2 separate regions of the Homo sapiens genome follow, and region 2 is linked to region 1. A link is a contact called in ENCODE Hi-C or POLR2A ChIA-PET data. All regions are on one chromosome and are shown on one strand. Each heading gives the region's core, a stretch centred on a gene start or an enhancer-like site at or near the end of the contact. The rest is flanking DNA. Distances are from core to core; before and after follow the strand shown.

Evidence for each region. Hi-C counts contacts between places; a loop is a spot of excess contacts on that map. ChIA-PET counts read pairs that join two places held with the same protein, here RNA polymerase II (POLR2A). Pooled maps may share reads with other maps.
Region 2: a pooled map shows a loop between it and region 1 (9-fold over the local background). The contact joins the promoter of CCZ1B here to the enhancer-like site in region 1. A Hi-C loop is called at or near these places in 2 of 168 maps with a recorded cell type or tissue (CD4-positive, alpha-beta T cell and GM13977), 8 of 37 single-sample maps with no recorded cell type and 10 of 50 pooled maps. POLR2A ChIA-PET finds 5 or more read pairs at or near these places in 2 of 52 experiments (activated T-cell and activated naive CD4-positive, alpha-beta T cell).

Annotation. Positions count from the first base shown.
Region 1 is chr7:6,728,127-6,734,581 of GRCh38, reverse strand. No RefSeq gene overlaps it. Among named protein-coding and RNA genes, the nearest start is that of RSPH10B2, 23 kb to the left of the region's middle. RefSeq lists silencers at 4,002-4,051, 4,462-4,571 and enhancers at 4,722-4,931, 4,983-5,958. Within about 2 kb of position 4,826, at least 39 of the 41 ENCODE cell types and tissues checked have a DNase peak (open chromatin) inside an H3K27ac peak, as active enhancers do; they include CD4-positive, alpha-beta T cell, where a contact is called at or near this core.
Region 2 is chr7:6,821,940-6,828,817 of GRCh38, reverse strand. CCZ1B (CCZ1B vacuolar protein trafficking and biogenesis associated) reads left to right here and starts at 2,543. Exons shown (of 15, transcript NM_198097.5): 1 at 2,543-2,740; 2 at 4,081-4,178; 3 at 4,270-4,363; 4 at 4,652-4,729; 5 at 5,458-5,505; 6 at 6,454-6,537. The coding sequence starts at 2,621. RefSeq lists an enhancer at 1,306-1,600.

The DNA.
Region 1 (6,455 bases), core at 3,577-6,076:
ACCAAAAGTTTCCTCACAACTCTCAAAGTGTTATTTCTCGGCCGGGCGCGGTGGCTCATGCCTGAAATCCCAGCGCTTTGGGAGGCCGAGGCGGGCGGATCCCAAGGTCAGGAGATCGAGACCATCCCGGCTACCACAGTCAAACCCCATCTCTACTAAAAATAATACAAAAAATGAGCCGGGCGTGGTGGCGGGCGCCTGTAGTCCCAGCTACTCGGGAGGCTAAGGCAGGAGAATTACATGAACCCAGGAGACGGAGCTTGCAGTGAGCCGAGATGGCGCCACTGCGCTCCAGCCTGGGCGACAGAGCGAGACCCCGGGAAAAAAAAAACAAAAAACAAAGTTGTATTTCTCTAATCATAGATTCCTAAAACTGAGTCTTTTTCCAACCTAAAGTTGCTCTCCGAGAAATTCTAGTGAAATGCGGGCACAGCTTAAATGTTCATAAAACACATTCAATGTACATAGAAAAGTATTTATGACATTAAAATGTAATTAGAAATAAACCTAAATATCACATTATTAATAGTTATAATTAATAATTATTAATCCATCACATAAGATTCCTTATTGGCCAGGTGTGGTGGCTTACACCTGTAATCCTAGCACTCTGGGAGGCCAAAGTGAAAGGATCACTTAGACCAGGAGTTTGAGACCAGCCTGAGCAATACAGTGAGAATACATCTCTAGGCCAGGAGCAGTGGCTCACGCCTGTAATCCTAGCACTTTGGGAGGCCGAGGCGGGCAGATTGCCTGAGCTCTGCCTGAGCTCAGGAGTTCAAGACCAGCCTGGGTGACACGGTGAAACCCAGTCTCTACTAAAATACAAAAAAAATTAGCCGGGTGTGGCAGCGTGCGCCTGTAGCTGTGCAGGAGGCTGAGGCAGGAGGATCGTGTGAGCCCAAGAGATTGAGGCTGCAGTGAGTTGTGATCACGTCTCTACACTCCAGCCTGGGTGACACAGCAAGACCCTATCTCAAAAAAAGGAAAAAAGAAACAGAACAAAACAGAACAAAACAGACTTCATCATTTAAAGACAAGCAGAAATACTTACAGACGAATCTTTTTAAAAGCCAAGAAAAGAGAGACTCCATGGAGAAAGTATCAGTTTGGAAGTAACAGATGTCAAAGGCAGACAAAGGGTCCTGGGAGGTAGGGGCTAGAAAATGCCCGCTGGATTCGACTGCAATGAAATCATTGGTAATCTTTACAGACTGACTCAGCAACGTGAAAAGGACAAAACTAAAACACTGAGAACTGAAATGAGAAACAGAAATGAGGAAATCTTCAAAAGAGAGTAACTGTTTGTATTGTTTGCTGTGCAACCCAAACAGAAAGACGAACAAATATTTGAAGGATGATCAAGTCATTCATTCCCCCCATGATCTAGGACTCAACAGTAAAAACAGAATTCTGTCTACTGGGATCACAATATTTCCGTCCCTGGAAAAATTATAGGCACCAAGTTCTCCTTGGGCAGCAGGCAGGCCCTCTGCTTACATAAGCACCAAGAATACGCCGTAAGTTACGGTAATTTAATGGTTGTTATTAGGAAGCCTATCCGCAATTGTATCAACTGGAATGAAGAAAGTTTTCAAAGTCCTAGAAAATCTCTTAAATCCACAAGTAACAAAATTGGTTTCTCCTTATAATGAATGCAAGCGATGTCATGGATGGTGATATGGTTTCGGTTTGTGTCGCCAACCAAATCTCATGTTCAATTGTAATCCCCAATGTTGGAGGTGGGGCCTGGTGGGAGGTGATTGGATCATGGGGGCAATTTCCCTTTTGGTGCTGTTCTCCTGACACTCAGTGACTTATCACAAGACGTGGTTGTTTAAAAGTGTGTAGCGCCTCCCTCTCCCTCTTCCTCCTGCTCTGGTGATGGAAGATGTACCCGCTTTCCCTTTGCCTTCCACCATGACTGTAAGTTTCCTGAGGCCTCCCCAGCCATGCTTCCTATGATAGAGCCTGCAGGCGTGAGCCAATTAAACCTCTTTTCTTTATACATGACCCAGTCTTGGTTATTTCTCTACAGCAGTGTGAGAATGGACTAATACAGATGGCATTTTCCTTTTGTGATGACTGCCAAGAATATCAGTCCTGGGTGTGGCTCAATTTCAACAGCCTTAAAATCTACTATCCACACACACAAGCTTCACAAATCATTTTTGGTGCTGATCTGCCACACTATATTTTACAGGACAATGTCTATTTCCACATTCCCATTTTAAAGTATGAATCCTGGCTGGGCGCGGTGGCTCATGCCTGTAATCCCAGCACTTTGGGAGGCTGAGGCGGGAGGATCACCTGAGGTCAGGAGTTTGAGACCAGCCTGGCCAACATGGTGAAACCCTGTCTCTTCTAAAAATACAAAAAATTAGTTGGGCATGGTGGCACACGCCTGTAATCCCAGCTACTCGGGAGGCTGAGGCAGGAGAATCGCTTGAACCCAGGAGGTGGAGGTTGCAGTGAAGCGAGATCATGCCACTGCACTGCAGCCTGGGCAACAGAGCAAGACTCCATCCCAAAAAAAAAGAAAAAAAAAAGTAGGAATCCTTACAAACCTCTTAAAATGCATCATAAAATAAAGTTGAGGAACATATACACAAGCATGAAAACTCACCTGCAATGTGTTCATTTTCTGCTGCTCTTGGAAACGTGCAGAGACTGTGGCTGGTAGACCTAGAGGGGGAGAAGCAGGTCACTGAAGTCATGAGTGCTCTGGCCTGCAAAGGCAGGAATCTCCTGCGTAAGAACCACAAAAGAAAGCTCAATAGGCTAACACCCTGTGAACACTCAGCCTGCAAACACTCAGAAGGGCCTAAAAGAGTGATACAGGGTTTCGCCATGTTGGCCAGGCTGGTCTCAAATTCTGGCCTCAAGTGATCCACCTGCCTTGGCCAACATGGCGAAATCCCGTCTCTACTTAAAAATAACAAAAAAATTAGCCAGGCGCAGTGTCACATGCCTGTAGTCCCAGCTACTCAGGAGGCTGAGGCACAAGAATCCTTTGAACCTGGGAGGTGGAGGTTGCAGTCAGCCGAGACCACGCTGCTGCACTCCAGACTGGGTGAGAGACACTGTCTCAAAAAAAAAAAAAAAAAAAAAAGACTGATAAGGGAAGCATGCACTTGTAACTTTGTAACTCTAAGATAATCAGGTAGTAATTAGATGAGTTAAGACTCTCATGGGTAACATGACTTCTTTTACAAATAGTCTGCCATCATCAAATACAACCCGCAAAAAGAAAAAAAAAATTCCCATTATACGGCTCATGTTTTTTGTGGTTTGTTTGTTTGTTGAGACAGGGTCTCAATCTGCCACCCAGGCTGGAGTGCAGTGGTACATTCACAGCTCACTGCAGCCTCCACCTCCTGGGCTCCATTGATCTTCCCACCTCAGCCTCCTGAGTAGTTGGGACCACAGGTGCATCCCAGCATGCCTGGCTACTTTTGTATTTTTTGTAGAGTCAGGGTCTCCCTATGTTGCCTAGGCTGTTCTTTAACTCCTGGTCTCAAGGGATACTCTTGCTGTAGCCCGGCAAAGTGCTGGGATTACAGGTGTGAGCCACTGCATCCGGCCCGCATTTTCTTATTGTCTCTTTAAACTGCTTAAAATCAAAGAAACCATAGGAATTGAGTATGTGAGCTCTCAGAAATGAAATGAATGTGTATAAAATATGGTTTTGTTTCTAAATTATCTAACTGAACTTGGTTATTGCTGCACCTAATAACCTTCTACTAAGAAAACTAGGATACGGGAGAAAGAACACTGGCCTGGGAGATAAGACTCCTGAGTTCTACTATGAGCAACTCTACCCACAAAGCCAGTGACCCGGTCAAGTCACCCACCTGCTAAGGCCCAGTCTCTTCCCCTAGCAACTGAGGCAGCAAGAGAGAATCCCTGCAGACTGTTCCTGCATTACTACCAGTCTCCAGGGCAGATCTAAGGGGGGAATCAGCAGACACTTAAATGAGAGAACAGAGATGCTGACGGACGTTTAGAGGCGGTCGAAATCTGGAGCACGGAAAGGAGGAGGAAGGGCTGTTAGGGGTTAGTGGGGAGTGGAGACGACGTCTGCAGCTGAGGCTGGTGATACCCTCCACGCCCCCGTAAGCCTCGTCCTCCCAGATATTCCCGTGCAGCGCCTCAAGGCCAAACACACGCCTCTCCTGCAAGCGATCGGACCCTCCCCCGCCTCATACTCTAAGGTCCCGAACATACGGTGACTTCACCCAGGCCTTTCTCGCTCCGGGCCCGAAAACCCAAAGACTTACCCTCCTGGGGCTCCCCAGAGGCCGGGGCGGGGCTGCTGTCGCTGGCGCGCGTCTGCTCGCGAGGTCCCCTCTTGTCCACCTCACCAAGGCTGTTCTGCTCCTGAGGGGCCCGGGCCGGGCCTACGGGGCAAATCCAGGAGGGTGTCCTTCCCGGGGCCCAGATCCGCCTCCCTGGGACTCACCGTACAGCGGCGGCCTGGGCCAGGCCCCCAGGACACACACGGGCCAGGCCCGGTTCCCGCCGCCCCTTCGCCTCCGCCTCCGCTGCCACCTTCGCCACCTCCCGCCCGGTTCCCCTGGCCGCAGGGCCGCCGGCTCAGGGGCTCACGCTCGGGGGTCCCCGCTCAAGCCTCCACCCGGCCCGTGCGAACCCTGGCCCACATAGCTCCGCGCCCGCCTAGGTGCTGGCCTAGGCGCTCAGCGTCCAGCCCCGCAGGCTCAGCGATTCTCGTCCACTGGGGGCCAAAGCCTGGGAACTAGAGCAAGCGGTGACCTGAGGACACACAGGAAGCGATGGCAGTGCGGCGGCAGCGCGCATGTGCGAACACGCACCCAGGGAGAGGCGCACACGCGCAGGAGTTCACCGGAAGTCCGCCTCCCAGGGCCCACCGTTGGTCCCAGGACAAGGGCCGGACTCTATTTCCCATGAGCCTACCAGCGCCCCCCAACTTTAGGGGCCATTTCAAATGTCTCTACCCCGTCTAAAGGTTAAGAAGCCCCAGGCTATATGAGCTTCGGCAGCCCTGATCCCCGGACTGAACTTCGCATTTGTCTTTATTCCCTTTTAGGGTCAAGTCCAGGGCTGCAGTGACTGGGTCCTGGAGCCCAAGGCCTCCAGGTTAGAACCGAGTTTCCCATAACGAGAAGGAAAGGAAAGGGTGTATCGTGGTCACTGCGCTGAAATGCTAAGAGAAGTTTCACTCAAATACTAGGACAGGATAAATGCCCAGCGATGCTTTCCAAGGAAGAGAAAGAAAATAGAATTTGTGGCCGGGCGCGGTGGCTCACGCCTGTAATCCCAGGACTTTGGGAGGCCGAGGAGGGCAGCTCGCGAGGTCAAGAGATAGAGACCATCCTCGCCAACATGGTGAAACCCCGTCTCTACTAAAAATACGAAAATTAGCTGGGCGTGGTGGCGCGTGCCTGTAATCCCAGCTACTCCGGAGGCTGAGGCAAGAGAATCGCTTGAACCCGGGAGGCGGAGGTTCCAGTGAGCCGAGCTCGCGCCCCTGCACTCCAGCCTGGCGACGGAGCGAGACTCTGTAGCTTTTCTAGATCACACAGCAAATGCCTAAAAACTGTAGAGAAATCAGGAAATACACAAATCGAACAAAGAAAAGATACCTGTGATTTCACCTTCCCCAGGAGGATTATGTTTAGGGTTAGGTTATGTTGACCAAAAAGACTCAAAGTTTGTAAAGAGTTTTATTCTGGGCCTCCTATTTGAGTGACCATGGCTGGTGACACAGCCTCAGGGGGTCCTGAGAACGTGAGCCCAAAGTGGTTGGGTTACAGCTTGGTTTTATACATCTTAGGGAGACAGCAGTTACAGGCAAAGACATAAATCAATACATGGGATGTACACATTGGGTCAGCCTGGAAAGGCTTTCAGGTCACTAGCAGATTCAAAGATTGGCAGTTGATTCAGAGTTAAGTGTTGGCTGAACAGTTGGAAGATGACGTAAAGAAATGGGCCATTGCGGTGGCTCTTGCCTGTAATCCCAGCATTTTGGGAGGGTGACCTGGGAGGATCCCTTGAGGCCAGGAGTTCAAGGACAGCCTGGGCAACACAGCAAGACCCCCATCTCTACAAAAAAAAAAAAAAAAATTATCCAGGTGTGGTGGTGCATGCCTGTAGTCTCAGCTACTTAGGAGGCTGAGATGGGAGGATCGCTTGAGCCTGGGAAGTTGAGGCTACAGTGAGCCATGATGGTGCCACTGCACTCCAGTTTGGGCAACAGAGAAGAAAAGAAAGAGAGAGAGAGGAAGGGAGGAAGGAAGGGAGGGAGGGAGGGAGGGAAAAGAAAGAGGGAGGGAAAGAAAAGAAAAGAAAAGCTTGAGTTAAGATAAGGGGCATTGTGGAAACCAAGGTTCTTGTTATGTAGATGAAGCCTCAGAACAGGCTTCAGAGAGAATAGATGATAAATATCTCTTATTGGATCTTAAAAGGTGTCA
Region 2 (6,878 bases), core at 1,294-3,793, 97 kb before region 1:
CAGTCGGTGAATGGCAAAAGTGGATATGTACCCAGATCTGTCTCCAGTCCAAATTCCAACTCATCACTTCCCTTATCTGCCAGGCTGGATAAGGGAAGTGGTTCTGCTTCCAAACTTAATATGTGACAGATAAGGCAATCTAAACCAAAGTCTTCTTGAGTTTGGTCAAACCATATGCTGCCAAGGCTTGAATCCACATAACTGTAACAAGCCATCCCAACTATGCCACAACCCACACAACTCAAAGGCAAGGGAATCCCAGGCGACAAGGTCCAGGAACAGCCACTCTGGGGAGTCTGCCACCTCTGATATTGCTCCCGTGGCACACATGGTGCCCCATCTGCCTCCAGACCTGCGCTGAAGGAATGGGGGGAAGGGGCAAGCTTTGTAGGTGTGGGTGATCCAGTGGTCACTTGAGGTCTCTCAAACAAGGACTCTGTAGATGATGTTAATGGGCCAAACGGAATGCACATCTGCCCCTAAGTGTGTTTCTTTTCTTTCTTTTCTTCTTTCTTTCTTTTTTTTTTTTTTTTTTTTTTGTTGAGACAGGGTCTTGCTCTGTTGCCCAGGCTGGAGTGTAGTGGTGCAATCTTGGCTCACTGCAACCTCCACCTACTGGGTTCAAGTAATTCTTCTGCCTCAAGCCTCCCAAGTAGCTGGAACCACAGGCATGTGCCACCACTCCTGGCTAGTTTTTTTATTTTAGTAGAGACGGGGCTGGTCTGGAACTCTGGGCCTCAAGTGATCCACCCACCTTGGCCTCCCAAAGTGCTGGGATTACAGCTATGAGCCACCGTGGCCAGCCTTGTTTATTTCTAAATGAGGCTTCCTTTGTGTCTCTACATTTCCTTCTACAAAAAAAACTGCCATGGCACAGGGGCTTATGCCTACAATCCCAGCACTTGGAGAGCCCAAGGCCAGTGGATCACTTGAGCCCAGGAGTTCGAGACCAGCCTGGGTTAACATAGTGAGACCCCAGCTCTACGAAAAATTTAAAAATTAGCCAGCCATGGTGGCATGCACCTGTGGTCCCAGCTATTCGGGAGGCTGAGGTGGGAGGATCACTTGAGCCCCGGAGTTCCAGGCTGCAGTGAGGTCTGATCTGGCCACTGCACTCCAGCCTGGGCAACAGAGCAAAGTGCTGTCTTAGAATAAAATACTTTTTAAATAAACTAAAAACAAAACAATGGGCCTGGTGTGGGTGGCTCACATCTGTAATCCCAGCACTTTCGGAGGGCAGGTGAGGCAGAATAGGGAATGAGGGTAACCAAGGGTTAAGGCATAAACAAAAGAACAGCAGGTGCAGCCAGTTCTAGGCAAGATTAGGCAGCATAGAGGCCACGTGTTCATTCCCTCAATCAGAGGCTGATTGACGGACGACAGGGGGTTGGCCGGGGGGGAGGGTGACAGCTTCTGATTGACGGGGGGGCGGGTGCGCGTCTCCACTTCAGCCTCTGATTGGTCACAGGCCAATCCTTCAGAGGGTGTAACCAATCGGAGACCTCTAACGGGCACCTAGGGGCGTTACCTAATTCTTCCAGCTTAATGAAAATCCTAATGGGGGCTCTTGAGCTGTTTGCTCTGTCTTGCTCCTGCTCTGTGAGTTGTACTTTCGCTTCAATAAATCTGTCTATTCCTTACTCCGGTTTTTTCTTTTGTTTCTTTTCGTTGCTTTGTTCTTTTGTTACTTTGTGCATTGCATTTTGTTCAGTTCTGTGTTCAACAAGCCAAGAACCTGGGCAATCCACGGTCAAGACCTTCCATCCAGTAGCAGAGGCAGGAGGATCCCTTGATGCCAAGAGTTAGAGAGCAGCCGGGGCAACAAAGTGAGACCCTGTCTCTACTATCTATCTATCTATTTTTTAATTATCTGGGCATGGTAGTGCATGCCTGTGGTCTCAGCTACTCCTCAGGCTGAGGTGGGAAGATCCCTTGAGCCCAGGAGTTGAGGCTGCAGTGAGCTATGATGGCACCACTGCACTCCAACCTGGGTGACAAAGCGAGATCTTGTCTCTAAATTAAATTTAAAACAATACCACCAAAACAACAACAGGCTGGGCGGTGGTGTCTCACGCCTGTAATCGGAGCACTTTGGGAGGCCGAAGTGGGAGACCATTTGAGGCCAGGAGTTCGAGAGCAGCCTGGGCAACACAGACCCCACCTCTACAAAAAAATAAAACTGGCCTTGGTGGCGCGCGCCTGTAATCCTAGCTACTTGGGAGGCTGAGGCAGGGGGATTGCTTGAGTGTCGGACGTTGAGGCTGCAGTGAGCTGAGATCGCGCCACTACACTCCAGCCTGGATGACAAACTGAGACCCTATCAGAAAAAACAACAACAACAAAAAAACAGTGCCCGCTCGGTTTTTCCTGAAACGCGCAGCCCTCGCCTGTAGCCAGGAGAAAACTCCGCGAGCCAGCAAAACACAAACTCGGCCAGGAAACAGACAACAAGGCCACCCGGGGGTGCCTGAAGAGGACGCTGCGAGGCGGATTCTTTTTCCGGGCCTGCGGCGAGTGCTTCCGGGGCGGTGGCGACGGAGGCGGAAGTGCGGTGTTTTAGCCGGTGGCTGCTGTCTCTGGGCGGGCCGTGGGAGGCTCCCGAGGTGGGGGCCGGGGCGGGATGGCTGCAGCGGCGGCCGGGGCCGGGAGCGGGCCCTGGGCGGCCCAGGAGAAGCAGTTCCCGCCGGCGCTGCTGAGTTTCTTCATCTACAACCCGCGCTTCGGGCCGCGCGAAGGACAGGTATGCGGAGGGGGCGGCGCGCGGGCGGGCGGCGCCGGTGTTCCCCGGGAAGGTGGCCCTGTGGTTCTGCCCACCTCGAGGGGCACTGACCTAGCCTGCATTGTGCCAGGTGCGAGTCCGGGCAGGGGGCTGCGGCGGGGACCTGACAGCAGGCAGGGACCGCTTCAGGTCCTAGGTCGATGGAATAAAGCCCCGTCGGGTCTATATCACTCCACACCCCAGGTTGAGGCTCTTTGCGCTTTGCTTTGCGTCAGTTCTGGGAAATTAAAATTGAACTTGGCTTTGTTAAGTGGGTAGTCCCCAACTAGAAGCGTGGAACCAGGGTGGCAGACGCTAGCCTTCAAATGATGCAAGCCTGGAGGTCCCTGTAATAGTTTTCGCCCAAATGAGGAAATAAATTAATTTCGGGAGGGGTGTGTGTGTGTGTGTGTGTGTGGTTTTTCTGAGGTGGGGACGGCGACTTTCTCAAAGGATGTCCGGAGCTGTGTTTTGTTTCCAGCAAGTCAGACTTCTGTTAAAGACTGTCCAGGCTGGGCGCTGTGACTCACGCCTGTAATCCCAGCACTTTAGGAGGCCGAGATGGGAGGATTGCTTGAGGCCAGGGGTTCCAGACCAGCCTGGGCAACATAGCAAGACCCCCAACTCTACAAAAAAAAAAAAAAAATTGAAAAGTGAGCCGGGCGTGGTGGCACGCACCTGTATTTCCAGTTACTCAGGAGGCTGAGGCCAGAGGATCGCTTGAGCCCAAGTGATTGAGGCTGCAGGTGAGCTGTAATAGCGCCACTGCACTACAGCCTGGGCAGCACAGACCCCATCTCCAGAAAAAGAAAAAAAAAACAACTTGTCAGTTCAAATGGCTGGGAACTGACTGGATTTAATTTTCAGGGAGCTATGTGTCTGCAGATGGGCACACCTTTACTTCTTACAAGCATTGGTGTATTACAAATTAGCACTAGGAAAGAAACCTGGAGACTTGAGTTTTCATAAAAATTACCTGGTGCTACTTCAGATGTGACTTCTTGACTATCGAAATTGCCTTTCTGACTGGTGGGCAGTATTTGCACAATGATGAGATCATTCCTGTTCTTCTTCTTATTTTAAATAATAGAGACGTCTCACTGTGTTGCCCATGCTGGTCTTGAACTCCTGAGCTCAAGTGATCCTCCCGCCTCAGCCTCTGAAAATACTAGGATTACAATTCCTGTTTTTCTAAAACCGGTTTTTGTTTTATTTTGTCATTAGCATGTGTGACACAAGAGGTCGACATTGAACTTAGCGTTTTCAATAGCTAAGATGAAATGTTTCTATTCATGTTGTGCTTCTGTTTCCTCATGTTTCAGGAGGAAAATAAGATTTTATTTTATCATCCAAATGAGGTAGAAAAGAATGAGAAGATTAGAAATGTCGGATTGTGTGAAGCTATTGTACAGTTTACAAGGTAATACCTCTAAGTGTGCCTTTAGCGTTCAGTGAATTCTTAAAACTGCTGCTGGAGAATTGTCCCAAACATATTTTTTTAACCTTTGTAGGACATTTAGCCCATCAAAACCTGCAAAATCTTTACATACACAGAAGAACAGACAGTTCTTCAATGAACCAGAAGAAAATTTCTGGATGGTCATGGTATTTACACACACAGTGTATCTTTCTGAAATTGTATGGTGAAGTTATGGGTGATCTTTACTGTTCAGAATTTAGGAAAGTTCTCTGGCTGTTGCATCCAAGTAAAATTAAAATAAAATTGGTTGCAATTTTAAAATCAAGTTCTTCCTATTTGCTTTATTCATTCTTGGGGCTGTTTTAAGAAGTTGTGTTTCTGGTGCTGTAGCATGTTCAAAGTTTTTAAATTAAGGCAAAATAAACATGGTCTAATGAATTCATTGTATAATTTCAGTTTATCAAACTTTGTAGGTTGTTCGGAATCCTATAATTGAAAAACAGAGTAAAGATGGAAAACCAGTTATTGAATATCAAGAGGAGGAGTTGTTGGTAATGTGTCATTGTTTGTTTATTTATTTATTTTTTTAAATGTATTGCTGAGTATGTTGAATGCCTTACTTGGTCGGATTTAAACTAGGAGGCTTTTGCAGAAGTTTCTCGGGGTATATAGCAAAGGTTTATGTTTATCATTTACATGAGCACAATCTTTTTAAAATGTATATGCACCCAATCTCACTAATACCTTCTACTCTTCATCTATATTGAAAGCCCTCCTAAAGTAAGGCTTACTGATTGACAAATTAGAGTTTAAACACTTCTGGCTGGGAACAGTGGCTCACACCTGTAATCCTAGTACTTTGGGAGGTCAAGGCAGGCAGATTACTTGAGGTCAGGGGTTCGAGACCAGCCTGGCCAATATGGCGGAACCCTGTCTCTACTAAAACTACAAAAACTGGCCAGGGATGGTGGCGCACACCTGTCATCCCGGCTTCTCAGGAGGCTGAGGCAGGAGAATCGCTTGAACCGGGGACGCAAATGTTGCAGTGAGCCAGGATTGTACCACTGCGCTCCAGCCTGGACAACAGAGCGAGACTCCATCTCAAAAAAAAAAAAAAAAAAAAAGAACGCAAACACTTTTTTTCAGCACGCAACTATTGTGGGATGAAGTTTATAAACATTATACTGTTTGGCCAAGAGTCAGTGTACCTTTGCCATCTATCCAGTAGACATTGTTTTTCCCTTGAACTGAGCTGTGTGCTGTGTTTTCGCGTCTGCAGGACAAGGTTTATAGCTCGGTGCTGCGGCAGTGCTACAGCATGTACAAGGTAAGCGTGGCGTTCTTTCTCAACTCAGAGTCCAACCACTTACCCCTATCTCTAGGCTCCAGGGTTGTTTAAAGAGAAGTCTATAAATGACTGCAAAGTGACTCTGTATTTGTCTTAGAGAAGAAAATAATGAGGCCTTTGAAACAGGTAGTGAGGTTTATGCCTACATTTATTCAGTAAGTATTGAACTCCCTTCTCTTTTCTCAGCCTTATAGTAGGAATGTGTCCCCATTGATGAAAAAGTGTATCTATGTGCTCAAGGAACATACAGAATGCAGATAATTTTATGATTTAAAAGTTTCAGTGAGGCAGGGCACAGTGGATCACACCTGTAATTTCAGCATTCTGGGAGGCTAAGGTGGGAGGATTGCTTGAGCCCAGGAATTCAGGACCAGTCTGGGCAATATAGCAAGACCCCATCTCTACAAAAAAATTTTATAAAAGTTAGCCAGGTATCATGGTGCATGCCTGTAGTCCCAGCTACCTGGGAGGCTGAGGTGGGAGGATCGCTCGCACCTTGGAGGTCGAGGCTGCAGTGAACTGTGATTGCACCACTGCACTCTACCCTGGGCAACAGCGAGATTCCATCTCAAAAAAAAAAAAAAAGGATAAAAAGTTTGGTGATTCCATTTATTAACAGAACACTGAAAAATAAAAAAACAGAAATGTGGGTGATATTATGTATGTAAATTGAAACTTAAGGGTAAGTTGAAATTTTTGAAAGATGCCTAGAGCAATTAGGTGGTTTCATAAAACAGCATCACTTAACAGTATTTTTTGTAACTTACATTTTTAACTCAAGTTTTCTCACGTAAATATTCTCTGTTGGAAAGAACTGGGAGATTTAATGAGCTGAATTAATAATCTAAAGGAAAAAAAGAACTTGTTATACTGAAAAAGTGAGCATAGGAAACTGATTTTTTTTTCTGCAATCTTTTACCTCACTAGCTTTTTAATGGTACATTTCTGAAAGCCATGGAAGACGGAGGCGTCAAGCTTCTGAAAGAAAGATTAGAGAAATTCTTCCATCGGGTAAGTATTTTGAATTTCATTTATAACTTTACTAAGCATTCATCAGGTTTTTAGAGAAATATAGACAGACAAGTTTGTTTCTTATCTACAAAAAACCCAGAACTTGAAAGTGGCAAAGAGCCTGAGACAGACCGTCGCAAAACTGGAGCAGCGAGGAAACGCATGAGGCGTGTGCTCTGGAACCTTCCCTCCAGCTGTGGTGTAAGGCAGAGCTTCCTGCGTTTGCCCGGGGCTCTTAAAGGGTCCTGGAGACATCGTTTGGCCTCCCTGTGTTTTACCTGCATCTGTCCTTCTGGGCTTACTCAGCAGCCATCTTTTGTGTGATAGATTAGTTGATAAGG